4 separate regions of the Homo sapiens genome follow, and regions 2, 3 and 4 are each linked to region 1. The links are chromatin loops, found by intact Hi-C in ENCODE. Cell type or tissue: endothelial cell of umbilical vein. All regions are shown on one strand. Region 1 overlaps SORBS2 (sorbin and SH3 domain containing 2). Region 2 holds the start of LOC124900828 (a long non-coding RNA gene). Region 3 overlaps SORBS2 (sorbin and SH3 domain containing 2). Region 4 overlaps SORBS2 (sorbin and SH3 domain containing 2).

Region 1 (8,000 bases):
GGGATTATAGGTGTGCACCACCATGCCTGGCTAATTTTGCATTTTTTTTTTTTTTTTAGTAGAGATGGGGTTTCACCATTTTGGTCAGGCTGGTCTTGAACTCCTGATCTCAAGTGATCCACCTGCCTCGGCCTCCCAACGTGCTGGGGTTATAGGCGTGAGCCACCACGCCAAGCCTATCCTTCCCCTTTTTCTGTTTTGTTATGGATGATGAATGTCTTAAAACTACTGAACTCCTTATACCTTGATATGGTTAGTGAGAGCTTCCTTGTGGGATGGTTCTGAATGATTTTCTCTAGAACCTCCATTTGAACATCTTCCTTTCCTCTGCTCACTGTACCAGTCTGGGGCTATCAAATCACATATGCTGATAAATGCTACACTATGACTGGTGAAGCCAGTGCTAAAAAGCAGCTTCTACATATGGCACTTCCAAATTGTGTTATTGCTAGCTTTTCCAGTGCTTTCTCTACTAGGGCATCCACTGCATGTCACCTGCTAAAATGCAAACCACATCTTTAATGAAAGTCTGTTTTATTGAATATATAAGTGACTATGAAATTTCAAAATGAAATTTGATGGCAATTTAATTTTATAATAAATCTATATCTATGTATCTCACCAAAGATAGCCTAAATCTTTAGTGAGGCCACACATTCATTTTTATGAAAATTCTTCACATGAGTTTAGAAATCTCCCAACTAAGAAAAGGACAAGTCAGATCTTAGTGTCCTGGGTGGCTTAGCATTTCATAACTGCCAGAGAACCATGAGGACCTTCCTGGGACTGACTCATGGGAGTTATCTGCAATGATTTTATGTTTCCCAATGGGTCATATTTTCATTGGAGATTATTTACTATGCCTGGAATCCTAATGCTTGGTGTCTCTAATGAGAAAAATAATACAAAAAAATTCAATATTCAGCCAACACAAATTTATATGATCTACAAAAGAAAGGAATGTTTTCAGATCCTGGGCTTGATTATTTTTGTTTTCGATGTGACAGATTTGCTGAACAAAGCTTACAAATCTCCCTTTTCCTCTCTGCTCGCTACTACCCCGACCCAGAAAACACACACACACCCCTTCCCAACCGGGGACCATCTGACCGTTCACACCCACATCAACTCTGGGTCGCCATGCTTTTCTGAGGGACATTGCCTTCACTGAGAGCTCCTTTATTCTCAGTATACCTTACATTCCCAGCCACAGTACTGAACTTCTCAATGCTTGCAATGTTCCCTTGGAGTATATCAGTTGAGCAGGCGGAAAAAAAATATCTGGAAGTTTATTATTTTTCCACCAATATATTTGACACCACCTTTGGAGAGGGAACAAAAGGCATACTGTCAAGCGGATAGACCTGGACAAAATGTTACTGTTTGTTCCTCACGAGCACAGAGGTATATTTAAGCAAAGAAAGGCATTCCACGGCTCTCCCGGGACTTCCTTCCTTCAGCTGAATTATACCAACATGTTCACACCACTGAGGGCCAGGCTGCTGGAATTTAAAACGCAGACCTCTATCTGCCAGTGCTTCGATCCCACGGCTACAAACATTCACATTAGGATTGAACCTGGCTTTCAAACATCATGAGATAAATGGGAGTTTACTGGGGGAAAACGTGTGCCCTCATGAAACTATAGTAGAAGATGCGGAAATAGGACTGTCCCTGTTCAGCAGATTCTATACTAATACAATAAAGCCTCAAAGTCACCAGAAGTCACCTGGCCTTGGGTTATGTTTCAAATCCAGGCTCACTGACATTCATGAAACCTTTGGCAACACAGGCCAAGTTTCGTGCAAGGCTGGGTAGAATACTTCTTTCATGTGGAAGCTGGGTGAAACTCGGTGGCTTTGGCTAGCTTTCACCTGAAGTTTCACATTCAAACAATCCAAAGTTTCAACGTAAAATTCAGGGGTGAAGAGAAACAGAAAGAAAAAAAAAACAAAACAAAACAGGGGGAAAATGGCTTGCCTGGGAATGGAATGATCACCTACCATTCTCCAAAAAGATTTCATCCTGGTGCCATTTAATTTTGCCGCTGGACTATCACCTCTAGCAATATATTTGCACTCAGCCCTGCAGACCAAGGCTTCCCAGTACTAAGGGAGAGTGAGTATTCTAGCTAGACGCACCCCATCCCCCCAACAAAGCCCAGGCTCAAAATAACGGGAGGATTTAAAATGGTAACCATACACATAAATGCGATGATTGACATGCTTCTTATAATGTAGATTTGAAGGGGAAAAGTGGCAATGAAATGCCCAGGTTTGGGAAACTTAAAGATTAGACTGAACATCTCTAGGTTTTTCTACTATAAATCCAAGTTCTGGAGATTCGATTGCATCTGCTCCTAATCCAGGGAGATCTCTGCCGTAGCTTTCTCCACAGCTCCGCCCCTTTGGAGATTTGTCCTGTGGCCACTTGCGTTTGTCCTTCTTAGCAAGGTGCAGAGGACGGGGCAGACTGCGTCAGCGCTGAGGAGCTAGCGTCCTTGACTGGGACTTAAACAGTCTCCTGACAGGATTAGGCTCATTCTACTCCTAACCTTCAACAGAACACGCAGGGACCGTTTGCCAGGGAACGTCAAACTCTGTATTTGGCTGAGGACTGTGAAAATACCTTGTGCTTGGGGTGGGAAAGAAGAAGGGAACAAATGTCACACACACCTGTGCTTTCTTCACAATGAAGAGAATATTCCAAAGCTGATTGAATGGCTAGTAAGTGCTACATTTTGCCCATTTTAGGAAATACATTTTTAAGAAATCCCTTATCCCTTACACAGCAGAAGTTTCACTCGTAAAACAGACTTCTGGCTACTAAGGTTTTTTTTTTTTTTCCAGTTTTCTTTTGATTCTAATTTTCTTTTTCTTTGTTATTTCTTCCCGTTTTTGTTACTCAGACGATCCTTATGTGGTTAAAATGCATGCTTTCCTTTGATATGTGCTCTGTGATACCAATAAACTTTTCTGAAAAAAAAGTATTTCTGAACTCCAAAGATTTCAGCATCCATGTTTTTAAAAAGCACCAGTTGGGCCCCAAGGCACACGGAGATTCTGAGGCAGCAGGGCAGCCAGCGCGGGGCTCTGTGCACTCTCATTTGCTGCTTGCTCTTACACATCTGCCAGACAGGGGCCATGAACTGTCCTGAAGTCTGTGTTGGGGAGAACTTTACCAGAGAACACTTTTCTTACAATTGGGGGTCCCTCTAGAAGTGAAATCTAAGACAGATCAGTGAGGAAAACTAAAGCTCCAATAAATTGTTTAAAGGAAATGCTATGAAAGCATTAAACCAAAAGGAAAAAAAAGGAGACTTTTTACTGAGCATAGTAAATAGCCACAATCAAAGTAAATGCTGTGTTTGAAGTTAAAGTCCACAGATCAAAGTACTTCGCAAAATGTCAAGTGCAAGCGTAACGAGGGGGAGAGGGGAGCCACAGAAACTGACCCGAAGTATCACATTGTCACGTTAGAGAAACCTGCCAGCAGATGTACCCAGCAAAAGACAGTCAGCTTAGTAAGGAATCCTCAACACTGTCCCCTAAAATGTGCTAGGAACATACAAAACAACAATAACAAAAACAAAACCCCCAGATTCCCCCAAATCAACCACTCTAATTCCACACGAGCAATGAACGAAACAGTGATGAAAGGAGAACATTATACAATACGGCTCGCTCATTGCCCTTAAAGAACAATTACTTATATATATTATCTTTACTCAGGTGGATGGTTGCATCTTTTTCCTCTTTTTTTTTTTTTAATGCCCCTGGAAAGTTAAAAATAAAGCAGTCTAAACAACAAAAATATGATGTCTGAAACATCCTCTCATTGCTCTGGCAATCAGGCTTAATTAGACCTCTGATCCATGGCTTAGTCATAGTCAAGCGTGTACTGCAGGTCACTATTATGAGAGCTTTAAGCAAAGTTTAAAACTTACAGCCACAAAAATGCCCAGATGCTCCTGCTGTATTCTGGAACACCGTGTTTACCTGAAAATTGTTCACAACTCCCCTTATTATTTTCACTATAAGTAAGTTATTTTAAAGACATTAGTTATGAACATACCAGAAAACAATTAAATAATTCCAGAATAAAAAATCTTACCTACAGGCAGCTGAGTTCAACAGTTGCTCTATACAGAGGAAGTAGGAGTCAGTGGCCTTTTACATGTAGAGATTGTTTATTTAGCCCTTTTTAAAAGGTCTTGAACTCCAGAGGTTTAAGATTAAGTCCAATCCAAGTGTCTGAAGGAAAAAAAGCAAGAGAGAGGCAAATGAGAGAGGGAAAGAATCCCAGCTGCTGGGTGGTGCTACTGTTCTGAGAGCATTTGAGCTATTTTCAGCATTAACAGCAGCCGGGGTTGTCTGCAAAGGGATGAAAATGCCTTGCCCAGATCGCCACCCCCCACTCCAGGGGGGAGAAAACACCAACCAGGAAACCCACAACGACTTGGTTCATTGTGCAAATATTCATTTAAATTTTGAGGAAAACTGCCAGCACCATTGAAAACAAAACAAACCCAAAGTTGACTGGAATCTTAAAGAAACACAGTGCTCCTCAAGTTTTCAAAATGAATTACCTGATTCACTGAAAACGAGATGTCCTACTTATGCTTTATTGAGAAGGAGGCTTTTCTTCTGATATTTCCTAGGGGGTCTTAAGAAATAGTTGAGAGCCCTCTGGTAGCAGTATCTGTTGTCAGTCTATTCTTAAGACTGAAGACAAATGATTTCTTAAAAGAGCCCGCACCTAAATTTCCAGTTTCATCAACTATGCTATTTTTGAAAGCTACTGGGTTAAGCGTTGACATCTCTTATCTATTGGCAGAGACTGGGGACCATTCAGTGACATGAGGCAGACAAACAGTGACCCCTGCTTCTGCCTCCACAGGCCAATGAAGAAATCATTCTGGTTGGGTCACTGGCAATGACTGACAAACTTTGAGCCTTCATTTTGTTTCTAGAAATAAAAATTAAGAAGTCGTATTCATTCATTCATTCAGCAAATATTTATTTGGTGAGCACTTCAGAGCTTACTATAAGCCAAGCACTCTGGGAATACAGTGGTGGGCAGAATGAAGTGTCCTTGCCTTCAGGGGTTTAGAGCACACAGATGCAGTGAGAATAAATAAAAACAGAATTTTTAAATATTTTCCAGACTTTTTCACATGATGAGACTATTCACATCATGGCAGCTGAAGACTGAGATCTCTTTCTATTGTGGATGAAGGAAGATACTGTGTGTCATCAGACCAACTTCAGGCTTCCATTGAGTCATTGTGCCTTTACACCACCACCAGGGAGGAAAATTACTTACTTTCTACCAAGGAAGCAGTTAAGTATGTTTATGAACGCTTTCATTCCAATAGATGAAATCCCTGGTTTTTTTCAACCCCCTACTCCCCATTACAAAAAGAATGCTTAAGTAGTCAGAAAGTACTGCTGAGAGGCTTTCCATCGGGAGATGAAAAGAGAGTCTTCAACCTGAATTCAGTATAAAAAACTGCCGGTGGCTCAGGCCCGTAATCCAGCACTTTGGGAGGCTGAGGCAGGTGGATCATGAGGTCAGGAGATCTAGACCATCCTGGCTAACATGGTGAAACCCCATCTCTAAAAAAAATGCAAAAAATTAGCAGGATGTCGTGGCACGCGCCTGTAGTCCCAGCTACTTGGGAGGCTGAGGCAGGAGAATCGCTTGAAGCCGGGAGGTGGAGGTTGCGGTGAGCTGAGATCGCACCAGTGCACTCCAGCCTGGGCAACAGAGTGAGACTCCATCTCAAAAAAAAAAAAAAAAAATGCCCTGATATATTTTATAATTAATGTGAGGGTTGGTTGCTAGATGCTTATATCAAATTCAAATTCAATTCTTTCTTTGCCATTAAAGAAAGACACTGAAATAGATTATGGAAAATACTGAGGATTATGCCATGTGAAAAAAAAGGGTTACATGACTACTACTTCAAGTACTATTTAAAAACAGTGAAATCCTTTGGCTCAATAGACCTTATATTAAAACTGTATTTCAAATTAAAAAATTATAAATTAACTTTGAAATCTCTAATCTGAATTTTATAAATAAGATCAACTTTGTTTTAAAAATGTATACCAGGCTTTAAAAAATGACTCTAGAATAAAGCATTTTTCTTTTCACTTATTTTAAATGGTTACATTTTACTATGTCTTAAATACCTGCCAATCTAACATGGGATATTTGTTTCTCTTGGCCTCAATGTGGAATGGTAATTCTACTGGTAATAATTGGAAGCCTAGCTGCAGACAGACACATTTTTTAATTGTTTTTTTCTTTTTCCTCCTTATAATAGTTTATACCAAAAAAGGGTATAATGCATTTAAATATTGGCTTTCCTTGAGAAGCTATGGCATTAAGGAAACAAAGATCAACATAACCCACTCTCGTATAAAACAGGGATAATAATGAGTTGTCATAGGGCTCATAGGAATAATGCACAGAAAATGCTTACCTGGGTAATGTCTGACACACAGCAAGCATTTGGTGAAAGTCAGTACCATCATCTCTGCTGTAAGTGTAAAGCTTTGCTCTCCAAATATGGTGGCTACATGTGGCTACTGAGCTCAATGCGGCTAGTCAGAACTGAGATGTCATATAAGTGTAAAATGCATGCTAGATTTTGAGGTCTTTATACAAAAAAAAAAGGTGAATGATGAGAAATTACTCAGTGGGTACGATGTTCATTATTCAGGTGATGGACACATTCATTAAATCCGTGACTTTACCACTATGCAGTCCATCCATGTAACAAAATTCTCCTTGTACCCCACAAATTTGTACAAATAAAAATAGATTAATGTTGTCTCTTCCTAAAACATGTAAACTATCATATCATTTTTATATTGACCACACGTTGAAAAAAGAATGTAAATTATGACATTAATTTTTATATTATGTGTTGAAATGACAGTATTTTGGACATAGTATGTTAAATAGGATATTTTGCTAAAATTAATTTCACTTGTTTCTTTTTTACTTTTTCAAATCTGACTGCTAGCTAATTTAAAATTACCTATGTGACTTGCATTCTATTTCTACTGGGCAGTGCCATGCAGGCCAACGGTTCTCAAAAGGTAGTGAGCATCAATGACCCAGAAGCTTCGTAAAAACAGATTGCTGGGTCCACCCCAGAGCGTCTGATTCAGTAGGTCTGGCGGGGCCTGAAATTCTGCATCCCTAACAAATTCCCGGGTGATTCTTGACCTCACTTTGAAAACCGCTGGTCTTGGGCCTTGCTTCTTAAAAAAGTAGTCCACGGACCAACATTAACGTCATCACTTAGGATCTTGTTAGAAACGCAAAACCTCAGGCCCCACCCAGACCTACTGAGCCAGCATGTGCATTTTCACAACATCCCCAGGCTGCGTGTAAACATGTTGAAACTTGAGAGAAATGATATGAAGTAGTGTCTGTCATCCCTGGGTGAATATAAGGTAAACTTTTACAAACACCAGTACCCCGGCCCCGCCCCTAGAGAGTCAGATTTAATGACTCTGGATGTGACTCGAGCATCTGCATACGTGAACAGCTGATTCCAGATTAAAGCAAGCACTGAGTCCCATCAGACTGGATGTGGAAAGGCCAGGATCTAGATCATTTGTACATCATTAAGGCATAGTTGACACAGATCAAACCATATTAGAGGGTATTTACATCCCAAAAGAGGATCTTGTTAACCCCAATAACTCTACAATTGTTAGAACTGGTGAGAAAGACCCATATTTTGGAGTAGAGAGGCCTTCTGTTATTCGCTCCACCTCTGTTCCGGCCTTAAATAAACGAGCACGCCAACTTTAAGAGTGTGTCTGAATAACCTCATTAGTTTGCCGAATGACTTCTCACATTTTCAGGCGGCACCTGAGCGTTGTGTGTTTCACAGAGCTTGGTAAAAATAAAATCCTCACTGTAAGAGAGAATCTGGGCTCACGCTGGTAACATTTAAAACTTCCAATTCTATATGC
Region 2 (8,000 bases), 190 kb after region 1:
TTTTGTTGAATAGGAAAACAAAGTAATTGTAGTAAACATGATTCAGGCTTGAGTAGTTTTTACTTAGCCACAGTTATAAAAGTACTGAGTATTGATACAAGCAAAAGTATAGTATTTCAAGGCTAGCTGACTGCAAGTGTAGGTGCATGGTGGGTATAGGCCGTATGATTGAAAGAGAAATAAATCCTCACCTTCCAAAGGGAGAAGTCAATATTTACTGCCTAAAACTGAAATATCAAGAAGTGGAAATACGAACACTTAGAGGTGAGGAAGTAAATACTAGAAGAGCTAATTTTAATATGATTGCCTCCAGCAAACAGGAAATGGCAGAAATTCCTGTTTTTGTAATTGCTGAATACAACTTTACATGTACATCCGTTAACTGTAATGAGAATAAAAATTATAACAAAATATTAAAACTTGAGGTAGAGTTGTAAGTCTTTATGCGCTAACGATTAAGTAGAGAAAATGCAAGATGTATAACAGTGTGAAAAAAGGGAGCCATTTATGTTAAAAAAAGAAATATTTATACCTTTTAGAAAGATGTACAAGAAAATAATCTACTGATGATGGTTGCCTCTGGGCAGCAAAATTGGAGGGTTTAAGATATGGAGATGAAACTTATTTTTTCCTATATAATTTTCTATACTGTTACAATCTTTACTTATAAACATTTTTCAATAAAATTAACAAATTTTAAATGACAAAATTTCTAATCCAAGAGAAAAAAGTCTACTTTTGTCATTTAAGTGGTGATCTTCTACAGTAAATAATCTTATGAATTTGGTCTTCATATTGAATTTGTTTTCTGGTTAAAAATATTAAGACTTTGGAAGCAATGAAAATTAGAGTAGTATGTCATTGTAAAGAAGCACATATAATGTTACATGCATAATGTCACAAACATAATGTATTTCAATAACATATTTAAATTGTCTATTAGAATTTCTTGCATGGTCATGGCTGAGAATTTCCTTTGTAAAACATTCCTTGAAAAGTCTCCTTAGCACTTAATATGGGAGGAACTTTTTGGGTAAGGGAGGTAATTTTGGGTCTGTGGAGGCAGAGGAAAAGATACGGAATTCAGAGAAAGCTGGTAGTAAGATGGCAAAGGGCCTCTCACCAAATCATCAATAAAGACACAAAATTTATGGAATATTTGCTGGGAACACAATTTTTAGAGAGGGATGAAGAGGTTAGCCTTCTTGTCAATGTTATGGAAAGAATAGCATCAGATCATGTTGGAATAGAATCTTGGAGGCAGAGAAAGGAAGCTCCAGGAACATAGAAAAAATATGTGGAATGCTTTGGTTGGTTGCAAGTAGAACTATAGTTACAACCAAGGGCTGCCCAGGTTACTTCTAAATTGTACATAGAAACTATAGACATCCCGAAGCTTTAATTCTAATGTTGTTCTACCATTTGCCAAATGAATAACCCTGGAGTAAGTAATATAAACATTTAGAATCTCAACCTTCTCAACTCAGCTACCACACTACCAACACTATTTTAATCAAATATTTGTAAACCTTTAACATTTTTAGTGTGAAGCAAATCTATGATATAGCAGTGCTCTTTACAAAATGCTTTATAATTTTCTCATTTCTCAAACTGTAGTTCTTCCACCTATTTCTTTTTTATATCTTAGGTAAGTGTAATAGTTTATTCTGTGTTTGTGGTAGGATACTTTGCAAATTATAGAAGGCAATAAAAATTCCTAGTGTCTGAGCATTTTATTATTTAGTTCCAGCTTAGTTTACAAGATCATCTCTGGCTTCAATGGTAAAAATTTGAATTTCCTCTGGAATCCTCTACTGAGTATAGTTAAGTTCACTGGCATTCTCCTTCTGGCTCACCAATTTCAGTCACTTTCTTGTTAGAGGCACTTCAGAGAAAATAAAGGATCTTAAAATCAATACTAGAACATTCAAGAGGCACTATTTGAAATTCTGAAGTGATAAAAAAAATAAAATAAAATGACATTCAAGAGCAATATACAAATATGGTCAGCATATTTTTCTCCAAAATAATTATAATTATTTAAAAATAAATTTAAAACTCAATCATAAATATAAAAGAACCAGTAAAGTAAAACATCCTTAACACTTTACCACCAAAATCATTTTATAGAATTTAAAAACAATGATAAATTTTACTTCTTAGTGACTTTTCAATAACCAAAGTCAAAGTTAATCAAAAATGTTCAAACACACATTTGGTGCCTGTTGAGGAATTTTGAGAAAATAACAATAGTTGATTCAACTGTACAGATCCACAGGATTTGGCAGTCACAGAAAATACCTTGTAAATTGAACTTTTTGTTTAAGAAATAAAATAAGCATTCTTTAGCATGTAGAGTATCTTGAACTTCAGAACACAATCTACAAGGCTAACTTATTATAAAACAATCATTTTCACAGCTAATATTTGTATTTCTATTTGATCATTTAATTGTTCATTTGTTTATTCATCAAACATTGAATACTTCACATTGGTACCCAAATTTGTGGATTTTGAGGTATAGAAAGGGAAATCAGAAGGAACAACTAGTAGGAAGAAGATACTGACCCATCCTGTGATCCTGTAGTACCATCCATTCTGTCCCTCCCAGATGCTCCACTGTATAGAACACACCCATATTGGAGGGCTGTCTCTTTAAAATTACCTCTTCTTATGTCTATGTGATACATATGAGCAGATACTTCTTATAAATCTAATCCGCTTTAATTGGGTTTGCCAGGAGTGATTACAGACTTTTTCTTACATCTTTGCTTTCAGAAAGTAATTGGATAACTTCTTATGCTATATGGAAATGCAGTAGCTAACAAAATGGCAGACTTCCTATTTAATTAAATTTGTACATCTCCAACACAAACTTGACTATACAGATTTACAGTAATGAAATCTCTAAAGTTTTTAAATATAAGTTTTAACTGCCAATTCCAATTCCAAAAACAGGGATATAAAAGACAGTTTTGAGAATTAACCAATGCGATAAAAAGGGAGCCCCTTTCCTTAGCACAATTTCTCACTGTCTACTGTAGTTTCATTCTTTTGAGTCTGTCATTGCCTTTGTCTTTTCACTTCAAAGCCATATTCAGCTTCAGATCTCAAACACAATGCAGTGGGCTGGTGTCTGCTTACTAGAGCTGAAATGCCTTGTTTTGGAAGTGCCTTAACAGCTAAACTTATTGGTCTAGATTTACCACCTTGACCTACTTCATTCATTTATTTTCATGAAAATGGAGACTTCTGATGCTTATTCACATGAAAGCATCCATTAGACCAGAGTTCAGATAAAAATAAGGACGTTTCTGATAAATTGCTTCATTCACATTAGCTCTTCTGGGCAATAGGTAGGAGGAAATAAAACACTTATATCTCTACAAGTAATTCATGAGGAGCACAGATGTTTTTACACTAAACCATGTTATAAAATGTGATAAAAGTCTCTGATAAAAATAAATTATCCTCAACCCAACTTCTGGAGGGGCCACAGGACAACTTTCTCTTTGCCCTCTGAAGGGTCACTGAAAATGAACAGACAAAAAGAAGATTAAGCCGGACGCAGTGGCTCACCTCTGTAATCCCAGCACTTTGGGAGGCCGAGGCGGGTGGATCACATCAGATCAAGAGTTCAAGACCAGCCTGGACAACATGGTGAAACCCCATCTCTACTAAAAATATAAAAATTAGCTGGGCGTGGTGGCACACGCCTGTAATCCCAGCTACTCAGGAGGCTGAGGCAGGAGAATCGCTTGAACCTGGGAGGCTGAGGTTTCAGTGAGCCGAGATTGTGCCATTGCACTCCAGCCTGGGCGACAGAGCAAGACTCAGTCTCAAAACAAAATAAAAGGCAAATTAATAGGAGAAAAGGCACACACACATTTCTATTTTAACTTGTATAGCACTGGGGAATTGCAGAATGATTACCCAGTGGGGTACAGACGCTTAGACACCCCTCTTCATACAACAAATGTGGCGATTTGTGGAACAGTGAATGATTTTTAGGGGAAAATGAATGGACTTGGAGAACATACGATGGCCTGGGACAAAACGTGTTGTGACTGGAGATCAGGCAATTGTTTGTGACAAAAGTGTACCCAGGGGTGTTGATGGACTTCGGTCTTTCTTCCTGTGATATGAGTGCAGTTAATGAAACTCAGGGAAGGCAGTTGTGTTCTTTTGGCCAGTCTGGTTTCTAGGAAGATAAAGGATCCTCAGAGAACAACTTCATTCTGTTCCTTGGGAGAGACAAAACATTGAGAAATGGGGGTGAGGGGTAGGTCAGAGAGACCTTGGGATCGCTTCTTCAATCCAGCATGTCAAAGGGCCATATGTTGGAGTTCAGGTTTCTGAGACACAACACTTCCTGTTGTAGCAGCAGAAAAGGAGTGATCCGTTTCCTCCCTGTCATAGGGGTCAAAACGGACACCTCTGAAACAAAGACAGATTAACAAGAGAAAAGCCCAACAAATATATTCGACCACAGCTTTACAATACACAGGAGCCTTCGGAATGAAGACCCAAAGGTACCGGGGAAACTCTCTGATTGTGTGCCCAGGTTTCAGGGAGCAGGGACAGTCATGCAGAAATGTGACCGGACAGAAGGAAATGATGTAATGGTAACAGGCTAACTAGGGACACTCGGTGAGGCCTGTCTGTTCAGATCTTGCTCAGCCTCTCTGTGTAGCTTTCCTTCCTCGCAGGTATCCGGCAGGACCCTTTCTGTAATGGGGGGCCTATTACCTACCATTAAATAAGATAGGTCAGAAAATTTTTTCTGGCCAATTCTTACACAGAAAAACAGCCAAAAGTGAAAGTGCCTTTAGGCTACACGTTGGCTTTGGGGAAAAGGAACTCTGGTTTCTGTGACACTCGTTGGGGCAGAGAGATTCTAGTTCCTGCGACTGGCCTCAGGGGAGAATGGGGCTGAGAGACAGGAGGGTGAGAGAAGGTCACAGGGAAACTTCGCTTCTGAGGCTGCTTCTGCCGTCTTCACTTTGAAGCATCATTTTTCTGAGCCTCAACATTCTTCAGTCTGAAACTTCCCCCCAGTAGTTTTTTTGTTTGTTTGTTCATTTGTTTTGAGACAGAGTCTCACTCTGTCGCCAGGCTGGAGTGCAGTGGGGCGATCTCGGCTCACTGCAACCTCTGCCTCCCTGGTTCAAGCGATTCTCCTGCCTCAGCCTCCCGAGTAGCTGGGATGACAGGCACCCACCACCACACTGGGCTTATTTTTGTATTTTTAGTAGAGACGGGGTTTCACCATGTTGGCCAGGCTGGTCTTGAACTCCTAACCTCAGGTGATTCACCCACCTCGGCCTCCCAAAGTGCTGGGATTACAGGTTTGAGCCACCACGCCCGGCCCCCATAGGTAGTTTGACAGTCCACGGATCGGGTTGGTGGATTGTCTCCCAGGCTGTTCCCAGGCTCTCAGTCCTGAGAAGAGGCCTTTCAGCTAATCAGTTGACAGTTGTGTCTCATTTCAGCAGCAGTGTTGCAGACTGGCTTCCACCGAAGTCAGGCCCCAAATAGTGTGAACAGTCATGTACGTAGCAAAGGGCATTTCTAGGGAAAGAAAAGAAAACAAACCTTTGGGTCTAGAGGGCAGCCAGTCAAGATTTTCAGATGTTAGACTTGAAGCATCTTCATATGGAGTGAGAGCAGACAGTGGCAATCTGGGATTTTTCCGGTTCGCAGTTTGCATCCGGTGAGCTTTCTAAGTGGCCCATATAGTAATAGGCAGAAAGTTTATTTCTACATAAAACTGCTGTGGTGATTTCTCCAAAGGCTATATCAGACCATCCAGTTTTAGTCTGCAGGGTTTCAGGAAAGTGCAGTTTTCATTTCAGTGATTCCAAGCTGGAAGGGTGGAGAAAAATTACAAATACTACTTTGGTGAGTCATAGTCAAATATTGCAGGAAACTAAAATAATTCAAGATCTGGTCCAGATTGTAGGTAGATAGTAAACCCTCAAAAACAATGAGGTAGAGTCTAATAACAGGTGCACTAGAGTTGTCTTCTGAAATATAATTTTTATTTCTCTAGTCCACCTATCAAAAAACATAAAAAATATGTTTCAAACAAAAAGTCATTAAAACAAGACTAATTTGTTCATAAGAAAAGTTTAGTCTTTAGTCTTTATGATTTTTTACATAAGTATAGCAAGAATAGTGATCAACCATATAGGCACTTTTTAAATTGGCTTTGTGGGGAACTTTTTCATAAGGAACCTCAGACTGGACTTTCTAAAAGCCTCTCAGGTCTCAGGAGCCAAGCCAAGGACGCACCTCAGGACTGTACTTACACAAACAACTGTTTTGCCTTAAAACTAGAATACTCGCAGTTGCCAAATTTTGGAGGGATCAGGTAGGGACAAAGGTAAATGTTTCAATTTTGCTCATAAAAATATACGTTAGCAAATTGCTGCAAGCTATAGATAGCATAGAAGAGTTTCCTTAACAATGCAGATAAAAACATAAAAAATATGTTTCAAACAAAAAGTCACTAAAAAGTCATAATCCTTTGTGAGTTCAGTCCCATGTAATTAATTCTTGTTCTGCCAATGTAAGTTAGGATTTTCTTGAGTCCAGTTTTTCCATTCGAGTTATGGAAACTCAGTCCAATGGTATGAACTCAGAGTTAGAATTATTTTTGTTCTTTCCATATATTTCCTTGAAGACACAACATTTTAGGACTCTAATCACTTGCAAAGAGCTTTCAGAAAAAAACATCAAAATAAAGCAATTAACTGTGGACAGTAAGATGTAAAATGGCTATGGTTAAAGATATGATAGGAATTCACAATAATAATGATGCAACTGTCAAGAAAATTTGGTCCTCTCTGTGGCACACAACATTTTAACATTAGCGTTATGACTGATAACATATACTAAAACATAATTTCTAGGATTTCTAGGAATCTCTTACAATTTTGGAACACATATGTCAATAACATATTCACACAAATATAACCTCAAAGAAGGTTAAACATCATTTCTTATTTGACAATGTTTGTCATATAATTTAACATATCAAGTAAGTCTAATTTAATGTCTTTCTTGGATTTCCAGGGGCCCTCCTATAATGTCTAAAAGTTACTTTGAGGTCAAAAAGACTTAATTTTGATTTGGGGAAAGTTGCCAAAATAAAGGTTGCCATCACAGATCATTATGAGAAAAATAACCACTTATTTAAACAAAAGATCTAATAAACACAGTGTGATGCACATGGAATATTTTTTCTTTCTCTTCTTTTTTCTTTTGTAGTTTATTCAAAAGGGAAACAAAAATCCTTTATTATCTCTTCTCTTATAATACATTTATTTATTCTTAGTTTAACCACATAAGCTCCTCTGTTATATTTTCAACTATTTTATCTAATTAATATAATATACAACATTAAAAAACTATTCTGAAATGATCTTTAAACGTACTCTAAACTAGATAAAATTACTTTTCTAAACAAAACACATATTTTTCATTTTTTGTAACTTTTTTCATCAGAAATACCTCTTGTTTTGCTTGTATATTTTGCGTATAAAATTGGTCTTCTTATTTTTGGTAGTTTTCATTAAATGTATTAATTGTAATTTTAACTCTTAGTAGCCTTAATTTTTACTGAAAACCTAGAAGTAAGCAATTTTGACTGTTTGCACTAGTAATTTATAAATACACATTTTAAAATTATTAGAAACATTAGTTTTTTAGAATCTTCGTATGTTTATTAACAAATCCAAATACATTTTGCTTTTTAAAATAACCTATAAAAACAAAATGCCAAAGTATATAAACTGGAACTTATGCTTATTAATTAATCTTTCAGTACCTTAACTTATTTAGAAATGACTCAGACGTTTCATGATGATCTATTATTTAACTTAATATAACACAACTTTCAGATTTTAAATTATTTTTAAAAATCTTTGAACCTAGGACAAGTTTATTTAGAAATGTTTATTCCATTTACCTAATTTACTCATTCTTAACAATTATAT
Region 3 (8,000 bases), 81 kb before region 1:
AGTTGTTTCTTGAATTACTTTGTATTGTATATTTCAAGGTGGGGGGAAGGCAAAATTATAAGCCAAATTATTTCTACTGTGGAAAAAAGTTCATATGTACAAAGCATGTATCATGAACACTTTTACAGTTAAAATGTAGACAATACAGTTTAGAGACACAGTTGTTAAGTTATTTGGAGATACTACTCTCACATCTACACATATAATGCTTATAACACTATGGGAATTGTGACTATAGGTTAATTAAGCTGATTTTGTATAAAACTTTGGCACTCTATCTGCTGACTTCTTCAACATAAAGAGTTTATAGAACAGGTAAGTTTGAATATTTTCTTCTAGAGCAACTTGCCTTTGAATTTAGCCTATTTTTAAGTGAGAGATTTCAAAAGTACACAAACAAACGACATACTACCTCTTCCTATTGTTTATAGGAGTTAGTTTTAACATGTGATTAGAGAAAAAGGGAGTAGGAGCAAGTAATAGAAGAGAAAATTCTATGTTTGGTGGCTATAAGAGTGGGGCACAAATACAAAGAAAGAAAGTAATGAATCTATGCTATGTATCTAATCAGAAACTCAGAATCACATTTAGGATCAGAAGAGTGCTAAACTAATGATTTAGGGCCAACATGATTTTTAGAGAGCAAGGCTAAAAGAGTTTAAAACTAACAGACAGCATACCTGTGTTCATTTTCACCTTGGAGAGTTTGTTATTAAAGTCTTCAGTTTTCCTGTAGGAAAAAAATGGTGCATAATTGTTCACTAGCATGTGGAAGAAAATATCATGAAAGTGTGTCGCATTTTTGTTTTTGATGTACCTGTAAGTTAATATCACATTATCATTAGTCTTATTTAAATCAGTGTTTAATAAGGTAGGAAGAATTTATAATTCTGTTCATGTTAAACTTTAATTATTGGTCCCATGCTCATAAAACAGACATATTCTGTTTTTATGCTTTTGTTTAATGGTGAGCATTAATGGATGAAAATGGAGACGTTTTGTGCTTGTTTTTCTTTTTTTCTTTCTTTTTTTTTTTGAGACAGAGTCCGCCACTGTCGCCCAGGCCACAGTGTAGTGGTGCGATCTTGGCTCACTGCAATCTCTGCCTCCTGGGTTCAAGCGATTCCCCTGCCTCAGCCTCCCAAGTAGCTGGGATTACAGGCACATGCCACCACACCCAGCTAATTTTTTTCTATTTTTAATAGAGACGGGGTTTCACTATGTTGGTCAGGCTACTCTTGAACTCCTGACGTCGTGATCCACCTGATTCGGCCTCCCAGAGTGCTGGGATTACAGGCGTGAGCCACCGTGCCCGGCCTGTTTGTTTCTTTTTTAGAGAGAGGGTTGTGCTCTGTTACCCAGGCTGGAGTGCAGTTGGTGTGATTGTAGTTCACTGTGGCCTTAATTTCCCGGGCTCAAGCCATCCTCCCACCTCAGCCTCTCAAGGTGCTGGGATTACAGGTGTGAACTACCGTGCCTGGTTGAGTTTTCCTTTTAAAAAATTAAATTTCTTTTACAAATATTTATACAAATGGTTTTTGTTCTCTAAGCCTGAAATGATTGCCTGTTAAGTGTCCTCTTCCAGAGTTTTAAAAGTGACCCTGGCACTTTAAAATCATTGCCTTACATGTGCAGGTCAGTTGACTACCGGGGAATATGTAATGAATGTAACGCATATTTTCAGGACACTGTCAAGAAAGATGAGATTCATCTTTCTCTTTTTTAAAGACACAGGAAATAGATGGTCACTACAAAATCCATCTCTGCATTAGTATTGAATGCTGATTTTTCCCAGTGAAATGTTGGATGCAAAGCAATTGAGATTAATTCGCTAGAAACGGTTGGCAGAAAGGGGTTGTCTCAGAAAAAAGTTTTTTTTTTTGAGATGAGTCTCGCTCTGTCGCCCAGGCTGGAGTGCAGTGGTGCGATCTCGGCTCACTGCAAGCTCTGCCTCCCGGGCTCACGCCATTCTTCTGCCTCAGCCTCCCAAGTAGCTGGGACTACAGGCACCCGCCACCACGCTCGGATAATTTCTTTTTGCATTTTTAGTAGAGACAGGGTTTCACCATGTTAGCCAGGATGGCTACGATCTCCTGACCTTGTGATCCGCCCGCCTCGGCCTCCCAAAGAAAAAGGTTTTAAATATTGTGTATCGTTTTATGACATGTGAGATGACTTAGTTCTTTCTCTGGCATATTCTCTTAGCCCATTTATGGAGTTTCTTATTTACCCATACCCTGAAACCAAAGAGGAAAGACACGCTGATAAGGTAGCAAATCTCCTAAGTCCAAGAGCTCCCTGCAAGAGCTGTCTGACCCCGGCCACTTGGCCTTTGCTCCTGAGTGGGCCTGTTGTTGAGTATCCACAAGAACCCCCCCGCACAGCACAACACACTCACAGCTTCCAGGCGCATCAGTACTGCAACATCCGAACATTTTCAAGAATTTTATTTATTCCTTTTGGATGAATGAGGATAAATTTGAAATGAAATCATTGGCATGATCACCTGTCAAGAAAGACTTTTGATAAATAAAGATTTTTTAGTCTCTAAAAAGAGCAGCAAATGAGCTTCCTGGCTTTCTTGCCTTTGTCTGCCAAGGTTCTCACCCTCTTCTCCCTTCTGACCATTTCCTCTGCTCAACTCACAACTATTATTTTCTTTCAATGTGGCTATTGGAGTTCACCTCTTTTGGAAAGCCTGGCTTTGTTCATTACTGATGAAAAATTATAATAATAAAATCAAAATGTGAATATTAGCTAAATATAATGGTACTTCTCTCCCAGTGGGGGGAAAATGATGAAAGAAAATAACATTAAAAATACACTTAAGTCCTATGAAATATAATTATAAAGCAAGATTTTATATATAGATATATATGTATAGTGTAATCCTCGTTTTGCTATATACACATGTATATGTGCACACATACACACACACACGTATATTTGCCTAGATTGAATTACTAATACCTTAGGACTCAATAAATGCTAAATTAATGAACATTTAAAATAGGTAAAATCACAGTACTGATAATCACCTCAGTATATGTTTTTAGAGCTCTACGCTGAAAACAATATAGACGATATCCTTACTATATGGTGTTTAATTTTTGTGTGGTCTGTGTTCAGTGTCATATCGTTGTCCGTCTGCCCTGGGCATCATTGCAGTGTAGGGAGCAGGGCAGGAGCCATGCTTAGCGTGGCCAGGCTAGAACTGAGTTTCCACAGGGTTATGGGGAACTTCACTGGGGCATTTCATAGGCCAACAGACTCTGAAAAATGATTGAGGGAAATTTTATGATGGTGAATTTTATCTCCTATTTTTCAGTGTATGCAACTAAACAGGCACATTTCTGTTTTACTTTTTTGTTTTGTTCTTCTCCAGAATTACACAGAAAAAATGTGGCGTATTTCTAAAAACTCAGCTTGGTAGCCTTAAGACCGCCTGTATTGAGGGATACCGATGAAGTCAGGGAAGAGGGCAGCGGCCAGCACAGGAGCTTTGGGAAAGCTCCTTCAAACGTATTTAGTTTAATCTCTCGGTAGCTCTTGGTAGCAAAACTCCTAATATGTTAACCTTAAATGGACAAAATAAATGGAAAAGAAAAGCCTCAGGGGATGTCTGTGACTGAGACTGAGGCAACTTCTAAAACAAGAAGGGATAAACAACCTCCAGAAAATGAGGATTATGAGGACCTTTCCCAAATTCGACTTCTTCATTCCTTTTGAAACCAGGCAACGCTGTGCTTACAACTGCTTAAGGTTTTAAAACGGAATGAGGAAGACAGTATTCGGGCTAGAATAATAGTGATTGACAAAGAAAACATCAAATACAGAAGGTTAACTCTCAGAATACAAAATCTGCTGACAGACAATAATAATGTTTTTGTACCAAGTTAGAGAACTAGTTATCAACACCTATTGTTTGAATTCAAATGCCGATATTTACAGAATATCTAACACTCAAAAAGTAAAATAGGATTAACGAGAACAAAGAAAGGCGCCACAAATCCTTGAGGTTTTCATCTTTAAAGTGATGTATCCTGTTACTTATAAATGTAATTTGTGAGGCTTTTTAACTTCCCATTGTTTTAGATGTCAAAATGTGAAATGACTAACTTCCTAATCAAGCAAGACATTTTCCAAGTCGTTAAAAGAAGAATCCCAGTGATTGAGCTCTCAAGAAGAACCTGAAACCGAAAGGCTTCTTGGGTGACTAATAAAAATGCACGATTCTATTTCCCTTATTTGTGCTAAGTCCATTAACAAATCCACGACTGAGAACTCTCTTTAGACAGTTCAAACTAAAGCGAATCTAATCTCTTTTGTTCTGCTCTGAAAAAGTGTCCTTGATTGTACTTACATAACAAGCACAGATTATTCTGGAAAGCATCAAATTCCTAGAGTCTTTGCATGCTGCTAGACAACAGCATCTCAAGTATTCTCTTAACTTGGAATTGAACCAGGGACGAGACTATGAGAACTGACCATAACATGGAGACTACCTTGAGCCTTAGCAGACAATCCACGGAGCAAAGAAGTCTCCGAACATGAAGGTGTCAGCATGATTTTCAATAGGTGCTAGGGGATTGTGTTTACTTTTGTCAAAGTTTCATATAAAAAGCAACTTCATATGTGTCCTAATTTGTGACAACAATGGATTGGTTTTACTTATGGATTAGAGTAGCCTCCACTGTCAAAATACATATGGCAATAGATTGTGTTGATTGTTCATGGAAGGGCTGTAAACAGCATGACTTCGGGTCTATAGTCTTTTAATTTTGCTTGAATTTCTTTTTTTTCTTTTTCTTTTTCCTTTTCTTTCTTTTCTTTTCTTTTTTTTGAGACGGAGTCTCACTCTGCCGCCCAGGCTAGAGGGCAGTGGCATGATCTCGGCTCACTACAACCTCCACCTCCTGGGTTCAAAGGATTCTCCTGCCTCAGCCTTCTGAGTAGCTGGAATTACAGGCGTGCACCATCACGCCTGGCTAATTTTTGTATTTTTAGTAGAGACGGGGTTTTACCATGTTGGTCAGGCTGGTCTCAAACTCCTGACCTTGTGATCCTCCCGCCTCAGCCTCCCAAAGTGCTGGGATTACAGATGTGAGCCACCACGCCTGGCCAATTCTGCTTGAATTTCTTTGGATTATCAGACATCTCATTTTTCTCGGAATCAGAGCAGGCTGTGTTCTCAATACGTATAAGAGAATAGAATGGGTAATTTAACTTTTGAAAGAGGATCCTAAGGAGTTTGATCCTGCATGGGCATGAACATGCCTTTGTGCCTGTTGTCTCATAATTCTGCTTGAATTGTTTTGATTATCAGGCATCCCATTCTGAAGAGCAGCAGAGACAAAATCCTTTCCCCAGTTTTGGCTAAGAATTCTATGTAGGTCATTTTATTTTTGTAGACCTGAATTTAAGCACCAAGACCATGTATGAAACTACAGGACTGAATTTTAGCTCAGTTAATGGGAGGAGTTGCCCAAAAGATTTTCCACAGACGAACCTTAAGCCAATACATTGCTACTGTTATTTTGAAATTAACATATTCACAGTTCATATATTATTCAAAAAAGGACATATTGATGTTTAAGTAGTAGGAAAACATTGCAGGATGTTAGTTTTTTTTTTTAAAGAGATGTATTTTAAACATGAACATAAAAATACAATCATATTAAGGTTATGCACCAGATTTTAACTTGAATTTACTTATTTATTTTGAAATGGGATCATTTGTAGCACTCTCTTTGGATAAACTGCCCTAAGTGATCAATGTATTAATGCATCTCTCTCTATCTCTGACTGTGGTAAAATAAGAAGTATTCATAAATGCCAAGTGATTTCACTTTTCTATTATAGTCAAATGACTTAATTCAGGTTGACATTTATCTTCACCTATCTTTCCTATATGTCAACATGCTGCTTTGAAATAGTCACATGAAAACTCCAAGTAGTTTGTTTTGTGAGTTTAGAAACTCTCTTCTGACTAGTTTCTCTAAATTGGCTCAGAGACTCCTCTGCCTGAGTGGGTGGCACACAAGTCAACAGTAGCGGCATGACTGTCCATGCTCATAAGAACACCAAGTACCTCCCAGAACTCCTGTGCTAACAGTGCCTGAAAATGTTCCTTATTATTCAGGAGCCGAATTACCCGCGGCATCTATTTATCTATGCTGAGGCCAGAACACATTCAACATCATTTCTAGGAATAAGGAGACATTATTACCACAAATAATAAAGAAATAAATGAACATGAGGCCGTTGATAATTTTTTATGAGAATACGCGGAGTGTTAGTTTTAATTAGACCAAATGTCCTGATATTTGGAAAAATTTCCTGAAAAAAGAGCACTATATGTCTTCCAAGGAAACTAGCAATTTTCCTTTTGAGACTTTACAATGTAAGCTGTTCAAAATACTTATCAATTTTCCCTAAAGACTTTACTGATTAGAAGTTGATCACCTGGTAAATGATTCCTTCTGATGTTATTCCAAGGTCTCAAAGTTGGTGAATCACTCATTTCACTATTTGCTTTAAATGGTCATGTGACTTAACATTGGTCCAGCACCTTACTTTCTTTTTTTTCTTTAGGTGGAATCTCACTCTGTTGCCCAGGCTGGAGTGCAATGATGCGATCTTGCCCACTGCAACCTCTGCCTCCCGGGGTCAAGTGATTCTCCTGCCTCAGCCTCCCGAGTAGCTGGGATTACAGGCATGCACCACCATGCCGTATTTTTAGTAGAGACAGGGTTTCACCATGTTGGCCAGGCTGGTCTCGAACTCCTGACCTCAAGTGATCCACCCGCCTCGGCCTCCCAAAGTGCTAGGATTACAGGTGTGAGTCACTGTGCCTAGCCACCCTACTTTCATGGAGTTCCTTAGTTTTATATTGTAATCTTAGGGATCATTACGGAACAACATCTAAGTATTTTCAAGTGCATCTTTTTTCTAAGACTAAGTCATTTGTTCAACTTGATAGTACAGTATTAGGAGAATTCCATTGGCTTATAATGTGCAAATCAAAAGCCAAAAAAATTTCTAATGAAAATAATTCAGATTCTGACTGAGGATCTCATAAGTCAGGCACCTTATCAAAGAGACATGTGAGGAATTAATTAGAATATCCCTATAACACATGTATAGGCAAACTGAATAGCGTTGGAAGAATGGGTCAAGAAATAGGCAAAGCTTGACTCAAATCCCAGTTCTGCCCATTTCTATGCATCCGAACAATTTATACCAATGTCATTATCATCGACTCCCCCGCTAGACAGCAAAGCATCCCCAATCTGGCAAACTGGCATTATTCCCATTCACTAATATTTCAAATATTTTGAAGCAGATCTTTACCTTTGATTGAGTCTTAAGAAGATAATCTAGACTTTCCTGAAAATACATGGGGCATTATTGTATTGCTTTAGATTGAAGCAAGCCATATGGTTTATTAGACTGATTTCTATGGATTTTCCCGTCTCCCAATTGTCCCACACCCAGCTTAGCAACATGTTGGAATTGAAAAGGAATTCTACTTTCCAGGCAGCTTTCTTTCTTCCTTAAAAAGATCCTTTATTTAGCTAAGATTTTCCCCCCCACACATTGCCATGAACAAGAGAAAACCTAAGAAAATAGTTGAATCAAACCCTTGCCTTCTAGCCCAGCTATAGACAATGCTACTGGATCTAAGGGAAAGTGACACTATAAAGGTTTTGACGATTAGCTTTTTTAAAAAAATCATTCTCTTTCCCTTTGACAGCTGATAGCCGAAAGCGATGGCTGAATGGAAAGAGATGTCTATAAAATGTCACATAACAAATTGTGTGACAAATTGCAGAGTGATAACATCCTGATGGCAGCCTACTCCTGCTTAATTCAATAAGGGAAAGTGCCTCTGATTTCCCACCTTGTACTGAGAAGCACACATTTCTATTTTGAGGAGAAAAGCCTTGATCTTTTTAAAGAACCATTTTTTAAAATTTTATGCTTTGCTAAGTTTCTCA
Region 4 (8,000 bases), 50 kb before region 1:
CAGTTTTTTCACAGTGGAGGTACTGATAATTCACCCCTTGAAATGAGGCCGTGTGGGATGAGCAACCTTGAACCAGGACCTTAAAAGCTTAGATTCCAGCCACGGCTCCGACACAAAGTGACAGCCGCGTGACCGTAGGCCCATCGCTCTGTCTCCCTGGGCCTCAATCTTCTCACCCTTGCATTGGGAATGATACTAAAGTTCCTCATCCACCTGCCTCATGGGATTGCTCAGAGGATAGTGTGAGACAATCTACCACAAAGTACAACTGTGAGCCACTTCCTAACTCCTGCTTTCCCACCTATTCTTTTTTTTTTTTTTTTTTTTTTGAGACAGAATCTCACTCTGTCGCCCTGGCTGTGATCTGGCTCACTGCAACCTCTGCCTCTCGGGTTCAAGTGATTCTCCTGCCTCAGCCTCCTGAGTAGTTGGGATTATAGGTGCCTGCCACCACGCCCAGATAATTTTTGTATTTTTAGTAGAAACGGGGTTTTGCCATGTTGGCCAGGCTGGTCTCAAACTCCTGACCTTGGGTGATCCGCCTGCCTTGGCCTCCCAAAGTGCTAGGATTACAGGCGTGAGCCAGCATACCCGGTCCCCACCTACTCTTTAACTATGACAGATGTGAACGTTTGATCTCTTTGCAGACAAGATCAGCACGGTGACTGGGTCTTTGCCCTACCTTCCTAAGCAAATGACAGAACTGGTAGCAGAACTGGAGCCCCTGAAGCTTCTGCAGGCAAACTTCCTGGAGCAGCCCAAGAAAGTCAGAGCCCCTCCTTTTCGTCACATTCAGTTGGAATTTTGGAAACCAAGCATAATGGAGAAATAACTTTTTTGGTATAGCCGGAAGATGAACCCTTGGGCACAGTTTCAAAGTCAAATATTTTACTGTAAAGTGGAAGAAGAAAATACCCAGATCTTTCTGCATAGTCAAGTGGCTTATGTTTTGCACGCATTGGAAAGAAGGGAAAACAAAAGCTGTCTTAGAAGACGAAATCAATCACATGAGGAGTGGCACTGCTCCAGAGAGCTGAGGTCTTCCTCTTAGGAATTACAGACTTTGGTTCCGTATAATTAGGCCCTGTGTTGCTCAACTTCCAAATAATTTAGAGAGAATTATCATGTGAGAGTGCACATATATACATTTTTTTCCAAAACAACCTTCTCAATATGTAGCAAAATGTAGTCAAGGAAGAAAAAAAATGAGAAGTTCTTTAGATTTCAGCCAAAACAATCACTTAAGCTCCAAGTCACTATATAAACACCATTAATACCTGTTAAAAGGTCGTGAATTCTGTAAGAGATGTTTGGAACAAACAGTGCTTCAGAACTACCCACAAAAATAAACAAAAAAGAGATCATATTATGTCACTGGGTCCAGACAGGATGATGAAACGGCTATGATCACGTATAAGCTTTATCTATCTTTCCAGAGAACAGTGTCAGGGACATATGGGTTACTTTCCAAATTTTGTTTAAAAAATATGAAAAACATCTGTGAAATTCTGGTAAGACAAAAAGAGTTTCTAATTCTTTGGATCGCAAAATGATTCTTCAGTTCTAATTAGCTATGATAAATTATGTTAATTCTAAATTATTATCATTCATGTGGGCATTTAATTTAAAAAGTGGCATTATTTGGAAAACAGTCTCTGCAATTTATTCTAATGTAGTTTAACACGAAGCAGCTACATTGCCTTTTTGGATATTTTCAGAAGTGTGAAAACTGTGAATATCACTTCAGGCTTTGCAGAATGGTACTCTACAATGAATCTGTGTCTGGCATCTGATTGGTGATAAAAAAAATTATTGGGAATAGATTATTAGTTATTCTGAGACAGAATTTTGAGAAACTTGTTGAAAGAGTCTTGTTTGAAGAGCCCATAAGGAACCTCCTCCTTCACACCCATACTCTGGCTAAGAATGTTGACTCTTTTTTCTTAATTAAAGGCTGAATCACTGATAATATTGTTGATATTAAGTGCCTACTAACCAGCAGCATGAGCTTTTAACACTTTTAATGTCACCCAAAAGCCTACCCAAAGTGCCCAGGAAAATAAACAGTTTTCTAAGATTCAGTATAATTTTATTTTGTTTTGTAGCTAAAATGCGCCAGAGCTGTATTCATGTCATCACAGTGGGAAGAAGGCAAACATCTGAGAAATTAATAAATCCCACAGCCGATCTGAGCTGTCACCCAACCCCAAAGGGCCTCAGTATCTGCATCTGTATATGGGGATAACTCAGTTCTCCAGAGTTTGTAACAGGCCTAGCACAGTGCCTGCACATGTAAGAGCTCAGAAAGTTATTTGTAAATTAGTAAATTAATTTATAAAATTGTAATAAATCAATAACCATTAAAAAAAAATAAAATAAAATAAATCCCACAGCCACTAAAAGCATATCGTATTTGGGGCACAACTCTGGCCATAGAGGCAAGCACCTGACATAACACAGATGGCTTCTTGCTGGTAGCATGGTGGCAACTTCGCTGAAAACACAGAGACAAGGACTGTTTCACTCTGTCTCCCTTAAGAACTTTGAAAACAGTTTTATGTCTTTGGAGAAGGAGCACCAATTTAGCTTGCATCATGGATCATATAGAACAGGGTATGTTTTAATGTGCTAAAACCTAAGCAATGTATTTAACAGAGCAATCTATTTCCATGAGGTTCGTGAGAAAATAATTCAGAGGCTCTAAGGGAAGTTGGGAGAAGAAAGGACAGCCCGTACCAGTGCACTCAAATAGCCAGAAAGAGCAGAGATGCTGATTGCTCCAAGCAGTAGTCTGAGTCTTATTCTATTCATTTCCTTAGAGTAATTTCCAGTATTTGTTAAGGCATACAGAATTTGGGGGCTTGAGGTAGGGAGTGTGTCTTATCCATGCTTGGAAATGTAACAGCTTTTGAAGTTTTGTAATGTTTCTTTTTTAAAGCAGGCATCTTTCTAGTTCCACTATCTCTGTGGAGTTGAGGAAAGAAAGTAATTCATAGACACAGGGCAGCACGCTGACCTTTCTTCAGTGAACGTCAAGGTCCTGGGCTCATAAGGGAATAAGGAAGAGGAACCTCAGTATATTAATCCATGGGCTCCAGCCACGTGGCAGCTACATATTTTCAATCACTTTGCTTACTTCAAACTTTTCTTGGTGTGCCATGTACATTAAGAACAGATAACTAAGAAGCAACCCTTCTCAGTGTTTTTGGCATCTACTGATCAGCACCTGACATTCCAAGTTATTTCCTCCTCTACTCGGCATGCCGATTTCTGTACTGTTGAACAGCAGGAAGTGCTTTCAAGGGTCTAATAAATTAGCCTTTCGTTGTTTCAACTTCCAAGTGAAGTTAACAATAAAAGAAGCTTAGTATGAAAAAGATCCAGGGTTTCTTAACCTACCTCTTGTTTCTTATTTTCTTTCAGTATTGGCTTTTTTTTGATGATGTTTGGGTGTTTGGGGAGTGGAAACACCATAAATTTGATCTTAAGCTGTGCTGGGACAACTTTTGCATGTTTTTATTGAATACTTGGGATATTCCACTGCCCAGAGAGTTAAAAAAAAAAAAAGACAAAAGGATGAGCAGCTAGTTAATAGTCTTCATAGCCACCAGTTATCCTTTAATCTAGTATTTTCTAGAGTGCTGTGATATTTGCAGAATTAACCCACAAAACAGTATCCTATGGGCCAACCGGTGATGAGACTGAGTTTGCCTTTGAGAACTCCGGTGGGTGTTCTAACCTAACTTTCCTACCTCTCTTCACTGTCATTTATATTGTTGCCTGAGGACTCTTCCTAATACCTAGCCAAAGTATGGGGGGCCTCTGCTGTCTGAGAGGTCAACTTCTAACAATTTAGTGTGACCTCAAGGCCACCCCATGACCTGACTCCATTCTCCTTTTTCACTCTCGTCTTCGGCCACCTCTCTCAATTTGCCAGACTATCTGCTCTCCCTGGAATCCACCATGGACGCTCATGCTGTTTCCCGAATCTGGATGTAGAATTTCCCTGACCTTTTTATTTACAAAATTCTACCCATCTTTCAAGATTTTCCTTTTCCTGAGTTGATTATTCTTTGTTTCTGTGTTCTCAAAACACTTTCCTTGAGCAATGCTAAATACTAGTTTCCTTCACGTCTGTTTCTCTCACCGCAGCATCTGTGAGATTAAGGATAGTGTCTTTTTCACCATTTATCTCTCACTGCTCCTAGTTCAGCACCTTGCATATCTTTCATGCTCAGTGTACTTAAAAACAAAAGAATCATACATAAGACGGTGTTGCCAGTTTATCATTTAATGAAGAGGCTTTTTTCTTTTATCAATTATGGTAAATCTTTGACTAGTTCAAAAAGGGATTTAGGCAGATCTATTTTTGAGCATTTCTCCTGTTAATATTTATATTGAACTTCAGCCTTTTGGGGTCAACAGCTAGAAACCATCACAGCCTGCTATAATCCATTAGTTACAAAAGGATGGAAATTATCCTGCAAAAAGCGCCAGGCTGCAGAGGTTCTTGTTTGGAATTATTACACTGCTGTTGGATATTCTAACTACCCACTTGTGTTCAAAGGAGAAGCGGCATTTGAGAAAGCTTCTAAATGTGGGTTCTGCCACCTACCATGTAGAACTCTATGCCAGTGGGTCAAACATACTTGCCGTCTAATTTAGCATCCCAATATAGATTCTAGCAGAGCTTCTTTGACATAGCTAATCTCTCTGAGTTTCAATTTCCTCACCTATAAACTTGGGAGTAACGACTTTGTGTGGCAAGAACCCCAAGTAATTAATCAAAATTCTAACTTTGTGCTTGGACATAGGGATTGATCATAAATGTGGGCTATTATTGTCTTGATCTTTGTTTTTGCTGTTGTTCATATAGTACTTATTAATATGGCTTCTAATTTCAGGTTTGTCATTTCTGTCGTTTTAATTTTATTTTATCAAATAAATTATCATAATAATCTTTTCATTGGCTCTCCTGTCCCTAGTTCTCCCCCTAATATTGATCTCTCTCCTTTTAATTCCAAGCTGCAATTGCAAGGCTAATATTTTGAAAGGAACACTGACTTCACATTATCTATTAATAAATTCTAAACCAAGCCCAACACAACATGATCCTAACCTAATTTTCAAGAATTTATTTTCCTTCTCAGTTTTTTTTTGTTTTTTAGTCAAACTGAACTTTTTGTTGCTCCTTTTTTTGTACATTTCATGTTTTAGCCTTCATTTGAGTTTAATTAGCACATTTTAACCAGATGCCTACATTGTGTCAGATATTTTCTGGGTAGTAGGAGTGTCAGGATAATCCAAAAGAATCCCTGCCTTCCAGGAGCCCATGACTGGTGTGGCGAGGCAGGTGTGATTTTGATTCATCTTTTGTGAGATGTTTTATTCGTTGAGATTACCTCTAATTACTCTTAAAATTACACACAGTTTTAGAAGTCCATCTCAAAATAGTCCCCTATGAAAACCACATAAATCCCTCTCACTCATTTAAACTAATATAGTTCCTTTTCTGTGCCACTTCATCTTGTCTTACTTTATGTTATTTATGTTGGTGTTTTCTTGAGGGCAGGGATCATGCTTTATTCACATCTGTGTCTTTCATCGTACCTTATGTATAACAGGCTTGCAATAAATATGGGTTAAATATCAAAGGAATGTAATAGTACAATTTGACTTTAAATAGAATAATAACCAAAGTTTTCAGGGACCATTTTTCAAAAGACCCATTCCCCCAAGATACTTAACCTACAATGCTTACTTTGTATAAGCTCTGTTACTTAAGCTAACAAACAATAGTTCTGGAAACCTCATATACAGAAACATAAGGATATTTAGATGTATAATATATTATATATATAATATATTTTGTTACACCACTAGACTTGGCTTGAATGAACCAGAATATTGCTTGCTTATTTCCTTGATGTTCTTTTCTTACACGGTTTGTTCTACAAATGTATAAATATTAATATATTAGAAAGTTATAGAAACAGATGAAGGAAAAATAGACACAAATATAGTATGGAAGCCTGGACATAAACCAGGGATTTCAGAAATAGAAGCTATGGAGATGCATCCGGGAGGAGGGTCTGTTTTAGCACATTTGGGCATGCATCTTTAAATAGGAGACACATTTCTGGAAGGAACATAGGGTCCTGTGGGTAAAGTATTGGGTTGCCTTGTTTTATATTTACTTGAGGCTATTACAGAGAATCAACTACAGTGTAAAGGGAGAGCAAAACCAAGCGAGTTTGGATTTAGGGACATTAAGTACGCTTTGAACAGATCAGAAGCCCTGGACAGACGCCACCACAAAAGCAGCAGCATCTGGAAGTACACGTGCTCATCTCTTTGTATTGCTTGGTGTGATTTCCATGGCTACTAAACGAGTCATTCACTTCAACCTACATTGATGTGATCAAAATAGTTTCATCAGAGCAAATTCTCATCCCCTCTGAAGAGTGGACAGATTCTTAAGGATTGTCCACGTTTGTATTAACGACCCTATTGCTTATGCCGTCACAATTACAGCTAACCAGATAGGTGCAGTCAATGGATTTTGTCAATGATTTACCTTCAAAGTAACAATACTCACATACAAGTAGAAGTTAAAAGGATTTCAATAAATTTGGTAATTGACTTTTTAACTATACGTTTGTGTCAGGCATTTATACTTAGCAAATCTTATTTATTTCAATGTATTTGATTGTTCTGAAATCAGTGACAGGTTAATAACTTTGTTATCAGATTACTAAATTAAGCTTTTATCAGATCATGTTTACATTAAAAAAGAAAAGCCTGAAGACATTATTAACTTCATTTCAACAAGCTTCTGTAAATAAATAGGCTTTCATTAGGAAACCAGCCCTATTTATCAAGGTTATTAAACCATTTTGTAACAAAAAGCATGATTTACAAAAATGTCCCATGATTAGGCTTATTTTATTTTGATACGACCAGGTTTGCTACACATTTTAACATAAATCAAGATAAACAGCTTGTTCAGAAAAAATAAAGCTTCAGAAAAATGCACCTTAATCACTGTTTTGAGTTACTGATTAATGTTTGTCCCTGAATCTGCTCCAGACAGATTTTATGTTTTCTTTGATGACTTTCACTGGAATATGGTTGGCTTTTATGATTAAACCCATCCTTATGGTATAATCCTTGACTAGGAGTTAGACATTGAAAAACACTTAAAACTATACATGGTCAATTTCTTATAATTGATTTTTTTCAGTAAACTCATGGAGAATAACTTTTGTGGTGATTATTAGAATGTTCAAAAACATATTTCTATTGTGAAAACCCAGTGCTTGCTTTCTGAGTCTGCGGGTCTATCCAGCCTGCCCAAGAACTCGATTCAGCTAAGGTTCTCCCTTCCATTATGGAGCCTGGAAGGTTTTATGCAAAACCAGTGACTGTGCTCCCCGAGAAAGTCCACTGAGTAGCGTGCTGGACAGAACCTGACCAGGACTCCATGCTTTCAAGCTCTGGTTCTACCGTCTGTTACTTAGGCAAATGTTTTCACCTGACTGTAGGGTTGATTAAGGCTTTTGGCTTGCCCCAAAAACCCCTGTATTTCTGGATGGGAATCAGTTGGAAGTATTTTGCTAGGGTCCTGTCTTTGCCATTCCATCTAGCTCTAGTAATCTTGATGGCTCTTATCTCTTATGCTCTGGATGAAAACTGGTAATACTTCTTTCTCCATTTGTTTTGTGTAAGCATGGTGGTCGGTAAGATGATTTCTGGTGAAGCAGCAAAACCACAGGCTCTTGTTTCTAAATCTGGTTAACTGAATGCCTTCTGTGTTCACCTGTCATCACAAAAGGATGCGCAGGAGCACTCATTATTTTAATCGGAGTCGTTCCTAATTCTAAAGTTAATCATGGCGATTCTCAGATCAGGGAGAAAATTAATTAAGATGCAATGCTATTTTCTTCTCTCCCAGGGTGACATCTCCCAGGTTTCTCATTAAATCGCCCATTTAGTGTTTG

Evidence for each region. Peaks named below come from ENCODE experiments on the same cell type or tissue, not always from the same donor. Only the 100,000 strongest peaks of a DNase experiment are listed, where the experiment ranks them.
Region 2: a loop joins it to region 1, with 4 times the contacts of the local background. A loop is called at or near these places in 2 of 110 quality-filtered maps.
Region 3: it touches region 1 in a loop (2.0-fold over the local background); 2 of 110 quality-filtered maps call a loop at or near these places.
Region 4: it touches region 1 in a loop (2.2-fold over the local background); 15 of 110 quality-filtered maps call a loop at or near these places.

What each region holds. Positions count from the first base shown.
Region 1 is chr4:185,771,114-185,779,113 of GRCh38, forward strand. It overlaps SORBS2 (sorbin and SH3 domain containing 2), which reads right to left. Exons shown (of 27, transcript NM_001395207.1): 2 at 4,114-4,253. Among named protein-coding and RNA genes, the nearest start is that of SORBS2, 37 kb to the right of the region's middle. RefSeq lists a silencer at 4,202-4,496. In endothelial cell of umbilical vein, no CTCF peak of the experiment used is centred here; DNase peaks (open chromatin) are centred at 1,428, 2,478, 3,928, 4,398 and 2 weaker places; H3K4me3 peaks cover 2,894 bases; H3K27ac peaks cover 5,097 bases.
Region 2 is chr4:185,961,293-185,969,292 of GRCh38, forward strand. It overlaps LOC124900828 (a long non-coding RNA gene), which reads left to right and starts at 3,957. Exons shown (of 2, transcript XR_007058417.1): 1 at 3,957-4,532. In endothelial cell of umbilical vein, no CTCF peak of the experiment used is centred here; no DNase peak of the experiment used is centred here; H3K27ac peaks cover 1,001 bases.
Region 3 is chr4:185,689,882-185,697,881 of GRCh38, forward strand. SORBS2 (sorbin and SH3 domain containing 2) reads right to left here. Exons shown (of 27, transcript NM_001395207.1): 4 at 681-730. The coding sequence starts at 690. Among named protein-coding and RNA genes, the nearest start is that of SORBS2-AS1, 110 kb to the left of the region's middle. In endothelial cell of umbilical vein, no CTCF peak of the experiment used is centred here; a DNase peak (open chromatin) is centred at 4,150; H3K4me3 peaks cover 483 bases; H3K27ac peaks cover 1,652 bases.
Region 4 is chr4:185,720,778-185,728,777 of GRCh38, forward strand. The region is part of intron 3 of SORBS2 (sorbin and SH3 domain containing 2); the gene reads right to left. Among named protein-coding and RNA genes, the nearest start is that of SORBS2, 87 kb to the right of the region's middle. In endothelial cell of umbilical vein, no CTCF peak of the experiment used is centred here; a DNase peak (open chromatin) is centred at 3,184; H3K27ac peaks cover 68 bases.